Linked DNA regions of Homo sapiens: region 1 is linked to region 2. Evidence: read pairs that join two places in POLR2A ChIA-PET (ENCODE). Cell type or tissue: PC-9. All regions are shown on one strand. Each heading gives the region's core, and the rest is flanking DNA. Links, peaks and the distances in the headings are about the cores only.

Region 1 (2,922 bases), core at 150-2,649, 490 kb after region 2:
GGCATTCAAGGCCCTTTACAATCTGGATTTGAATTCCTTTTCGGGCCTTACTCTTCTGGCCTTCTAATGACTACGTACCATATTCTGTGAGGTTATTTCTCAAACAGAAAGTCTATACTTTCATGTCTGACACTTTCAGTGTATACTTTATGGTATTTAACGGCTGACTTGATTCCTTTACAACTCCCATGCATGACTGATTAACTCAGTTCAAATGTTAAGCATTCCCCAATCAGTAATTTTTATTCCAAAATCAGACTGAATTGTTATATACAGTAATAACATTAAAATACTAATGACTGGAATACTGGCATTATAAGACAAATAGTATATAAAGTAATATGCTTTATATATTGCATGTTTAAAGTCTATTGCATACAATAGTTTGCTCCATATACTTACATATACTGCATGAGTTTGAACGCGACAAGCCAAATAAGTCTTAACATTTCCTTCATGTTAACTGAGACTGATGTTATCAGAATGTCAATGTGGTAACACTCTTAAGCACATCATCCTATTTCCTGTTAAGCATTTGCTATCAACAGTTCTAAATCTGTTACCCAAAGCCACCCATAACCCAGTCCCTAGTCACCACACTCAGCGAATTTTTTTGTATTTTTAGTAGAAACGGGTTTCACCACGTTAGCCAGGGATTATGAAATAATGCATTAAAATCAGTATCACCCTACCTAATAATCTACTTAATGATTTAGAAAAAGGTGTTTTTTTGTTTTGGAGTTAGGGGAGTATGTTTGAAAACATCTTTGATGTTCATCACCACAAACCAGAAGAACGAAATGGTTCTCACTAAATAGCTGTTTAGCAGAAATACAAAACATTTTAACATACCTATCATAATAGTCCCGTTGAAAGTCATAGTCCAAGTCAAAAGAGGAGCTGAAAAATAAATACCGAAAAGGGTTAATTTGGAAATGTTTCTACTAATTCACAATGTCAGGTGAGGGGAGAACCATGCCAAATAAACCACAACAAATAGATCAACAAGATTAGCACTGAATGATCCCCAATCATTCATACAATAAATCACTCAATTCCAATCACCTTAGACCACTGGAAATGTAGCGGTCAAATTGGAAATTCAGGTTAAAATTCGCTAAGATTTCCACATACGACATAGCTAAACTAAACACTGAAAAACAGAATGGTAAACTAAGCATTCTTATACCACACTTCTACCCTCTCTTACTCTCTAGTGTCTTAGAAGCTCAACGATCCTGTATAAGTATTTCAGGTTATGCTATAAATATCAAACTACTCTTTAATATCAATAGCAAAAACCTCAGGGATTTTTAATTCTCTAGAAATTTTCTCTAGGGCAAAAAAGAGACATATTAACACAAAAATAATAAAACCTTATTTATACACAGATAAAACACAGTACACTTAAACCTCCCCACACCCAGAAAACAGAAAGAGAAGATGCCCACTGATGGACACAATGCAGTTATAAATAATAAAGTTCCGGACCTGAGTAGAGGGGACGGAGAAGGGTGTTCTGTTACTGACCCGTACATCTCCGCTGCAGATCGTTTCACACCTGCTTTTCCTCGGTTCACTTTTGGCTCTGCAGCCAGGTTAATATCTGAAAAACAAAAGTAAAAATGTTAATGACAACTTTGTATCCGGGTAAAACAAACTACAAAGTTTATTTTTTTTATTTTTGAGACATAGTTTCGCTTTCTCGCTCAGGCTGGAGTGCAGTGGTGTCACCTTGGCTCACTGAAACCTCTACCTCCCGGTTCAAGCGATTCTCCTGCCTCAGCCTCGAGAGTAACTGTCACTACAGGCGGGCACCACCATGCCCAGCTAATACAAACTACGAAGTTTAGAAAATCACACAGACACATAAATTAGAAAATGTGGAACAAAACAACTCATCTTTCCTTAAGACACTGTCTCACTGTCATACAAGCTGGAGTGCAGTGATGCAATAATGGCTCAATACAGCCTAGACCTCCGAAGCTCAGGTGATCCTCCCACCCAAGTAGCAGGGACCACCACGCCTGGTTAATTTTTCTATTTTTCGTAGGGACGAACTCTTGGGGTCACGTGATCTGCCTTGACCTCCCAAAGTGCTGGAATCACAGGTGTGAGCTATCAAGCTCAGCTTCATCTCTCCTTTTAATATTAAAAAGGCTCACAAATTTTTACAAGGCTAAGGCTTCATCTTCCGTTTCTTTGTAGTCTGTTCTTTACCATTCAAGTGTTCCTGAGACTAACATTAAGTCTGTCTTTGGTACTCTCCACCCTCAGATACCACTTCAACTCAACTCTCCCCATTCAAGGTACTGACTGTTCACTCAGTTACTATTACAAGAGAAAACTATCACTGGTTGCCTTTCCAAGAATGGTTCAGCTCATTCCGAATTATTACAAATATATTAGAATGAAATATATTAAAATATATGCCAATTCACAAATTAACATAGTGAAGTGTGACAACCTCAAATCATCCTCAAAGGCAACTTCAGATTTTCTTTATAAGTAAGGATTAGCTGTTCTACACGTAAAATATCCTGGGTTAACGACTGCTTTCTGAATAATTGATCAATTGCTTAAACAACCTTTACACACACCAAAAAAAATAAAAGAGCAAAGGGAAACAACCCTGGTTTTCAAATACAATTTGTAACACGTATGCCCAGCTACCTACCCTGCCACCCACTGCCTACCAAACAAGAATTTATCTTCTCCTTGTTCTAAAAAGCCCATGTCAAAAAGCCAAAAACTCTCTAAAATTCAGTTTACCTTCCCAGTCATGCTACAGCACTCGAGTCAACAGTAACTCCATTTTCATATATACTGCTTTTATTAAAATGAGCTTCATTTTAATATACAAATGCCCCAAAATATAAATTCCAAATTCCACCTCAAACCATTAACTAGATGAGTGTGGGT
Region 2 (2,922 bases), core at 307-2,806:
TCTTACATATGCCTGAATACCTTATCGATTTCTTGGGACATCATCTCTTGACTGAACTGAATGCAAATATTACCTTTTCCCCAGGATGGGTGAATATTACAGTGTCCCCAGATCAAGCCCGTACCTTGCAAGCTGCATTGTTGCAGCAACTGGCTCAGAATTTCTCTCTCATCCCTGAAGAATTCCTACAAGAGGTGGGTACTGATTCCCATCCTGGGCAGATGGGAAACCAGATAGTGCTAAGTCTGCAGTCCCAGGACCAGTCAAAGTATATGAGGGAACCACACTGCTGAGTCTTAAACAATACCACCTGAGAGAAGAGGTATGAGGAAGTATTCAGTTTTTGTTGTCTGATTTCCTCCAGTCTTTGTACTCAACAGACCTTGCTGGTCCTCGCGTAAGAAATCTTATCTGGACTTCTCTTAACTGACTAAAGCAGAGCATTGTGAAAATACAGCCACCATTATCTCTCTCCAAGGGAATCCTCGTGTAACCACGATAGGTGTGTGGCCTGATGCCTACATTCATCTTCTCATCTGTGTCTCAAGGAGTATGGGGTTAGGGTTTTGGGTTTTTTTTTAGTTTTTGTTATGTTTGTTTTGTTTTGTTTTTGAGAGACAGGGTCTCACTCAGTCACCCAGGCTGGTGCTATCATAGCTCAGTCCAGCCTTAAACTTCTAAGCTCAAGCAATCTTCCTGCCTCCGTTTCCCAAGTAGCTGAGGTTACAGGCACGTGCTACCACTACTGGCCTTAAAAATTTTTCTTTTTTTTTTTTGGTAGAGTCAGGTTATCATTATGTTGACCAGGCTGGTTTTCAACTCCTGGCCTCAAGTGATCCTCCCACCTCAGCCTCCTAAGTAGCTGGGACTACAGGCATGTGCCACCACACCCAACTAATTGTTTTAATTTTCTGTAGAGATAGGGTTTCTCCCTGTGTTGCCCAGGCTGGTCTCAAACTCGTGAGCTCAAGTGATCCTCCCACTTTGACCTTCTCAAGTGTTGGGATTACAGGTGTGAGCCACTATGCCCAGCCCCTACATTTCAATATGGGTGAGTGAAAATAGAGATGTAATTTTCTGCACTGCACTACTGCATTGATCCTATGAATTCCATCCATGGAGCCCTTGGAAGTCCGTGGATCACAGATTAAGACACCTATAGACGTTGTCATCCCCTGAATGAGGAACCTAAGTCACTTTTATGGTTTTGTGAAACAGTAGTTCACAAACATTTAAGAATTGAATAGTGGCTAACAAAAGAAATATTGGCTTGGTGCGGTGGCTCACGCTTTTAATCCCAGCACTTTGAGAGGCCAAGGCGGGTGGATCACCTGAGGTCAGGAGTTTGAGATCAGTCTGGCCAACATGGCAAAACCCTGTTTCTACTAAAAATACAAAAATTACCCGGATGTGTTGGTGCGCACCTGTACTCCCAGCTACGCAGAAGGCTGAGGCAAGAGAATCACTTGAACCCAGGAGGCAGAGGTTCCAGTGAGCTGAGATCATGCCTGGACGACAAGAGTGAAACTCCATTCCAAAAATAATAATAATAATAATAAAAGGACATATCAAGGAATTAACAGAAAATAATTAAAATCAAAGACAATAAAGGATGAACATAATTTTCAAGTGATTTAAAATTTATATTTAAAGGGGAATACCTCCTTAAAAACCGAAATCAAAAGTCACTGCCCAAGGAGCTTCTGTTACACAAGCTGGTAGACAACCCTAGGAAGTAGACCCATTACGTAGTTTCCAGAAATACTGGTTGGGTTACCTTCCTGGGCTGCATTCATAGTGGCTAATTTCTGTAAATATAACAATATGCTTTTCCCCAGTTTAGTTTAGATGGCCTCCTAATTGGGTTTATATCCAAAAAGCTTTAGGACTTTGGGCTTAGCTCATAGGAGAGTTCATGGATGTATGCTTGGAGTCCATGATTTTTTTTCCATATTAAAAGTGGAATATCAAGTATTTGAGAAACACTGGCTCATACATTGGCTCAGGTGGCTTCTCTCTCCCACCTCTCTACATTCATTGAGTCACTACTTGAATTTGTCTTCAATAGACAATGCACATTTGTTGGAAAGAGCTCTGGATGTGTGGGCACATGACAAAAAACTGATTTTCCCTCAGAATCGCCTCTCAAATCATCCAAATTCAGAGGCCCAGAATTGTTCCTGTTTTGCTCTCCCCTGTCCCCCAAAGACCTAGAGAGTAGAAGGATGCACAGAACCTGCTCTAAGACTATCTCCCGTCCATCCAGTCTATCAGCACATGATTTTCTATTACTCAAGGACTGCTTCACAGGAGTGGGGGTTTGAAGATAAGTTCTGGATATAAACTGAACCTTCTGTCATTCCAACAATAAGGTGGCCCAGTGAGAAAATCAACTAAGGTGGTTTGGCTAGGAGCAGCCTTTGGAAGTGTTGTTAGAAAAGATTTGCAAGAGTCTTACTTTATTCATAAATCGTAACTTTGACTAGTGTTGATGAACCAGTATTGGTCACATTTGCCAATTTGTGGGGAGTTGGCATGGAAAATATGGTGGAAAATTCCGGCTGTGATGTTAAAGGTAACCATTGAACACTTGCACAAACTCAGTTGAAGAAGTTGTGGTCTTGTCAGTTTGAGCTGAGTTCAGGACTGAATCTTGAGGTCCTGAAAAACAACTTAGCCAGCACCTTGTGACCTATACTTCACAGTCAGATGTTACGTATAGTAGCATTGTAGAAACTATGGCCAGGCTATGTGACATTTTAATAGTAAGCAGTACAGTGTCACCAAACAGCTAAAGGTTATAATTAAAAAACTGAGTAGAGAAATTTCAGATACTGGCTACCTAATCATTCATAGCTATTTGGCCACTGTGTTCACTAGATATTCTTTCACCTCTCAATGAAGGTCTCACAATTCACAACA

What was found. Peaks named below come from ENCODE experiments on the same cell type or tissue, not always from the same donor. Only the 100,000 strongest peaks of a DNase experiment are listed, where the experiment ranks them.
Region 1: POLR2A ChIA-PET joins it to region 2 with 10 read pairs; 1 of 35 experiments calls an interaction of 5 or more read pairs at or near these places.

The regions. Positions count from the first base shown.
Region 1 is chr14:21,229,467-21,232,388 of GRCh38, forward strand. HNRNPC (heterogeneous nuclear ribonucleoprotein C) reads right to left here. Exons shown (of 9, transcript NM_004500.4): 4 at 1,531-1,606; 5 at 853-900. Among named protein-coding and RNA genes, the nearest start is that of LINC00641, 24 kb to the left of the region's middle. In PC-9, for the core only: no CTCF peak of the experiment used is centred there; no DNase peak of the experiment used is centred there; H3K27ac peaks cover 544 bases.
Region 2 is chr14:20,742,001-20,744,922 of GRCh38, forward strand. All of the region lies in intron 2 of LOC107984671 (a long non-coding RNA gene), which reads right to left. It also overlaps a transcript of EDDM3A not described here. Among named protein-coding and RNA genes, the nearest start is that of EDDM3A, 2.4 kb to the right of the region's middle. In PC-9, for the core only: no CTCF peak of the experiment used is centred there; a DNase peak (open chromatin) is centred at 1,761.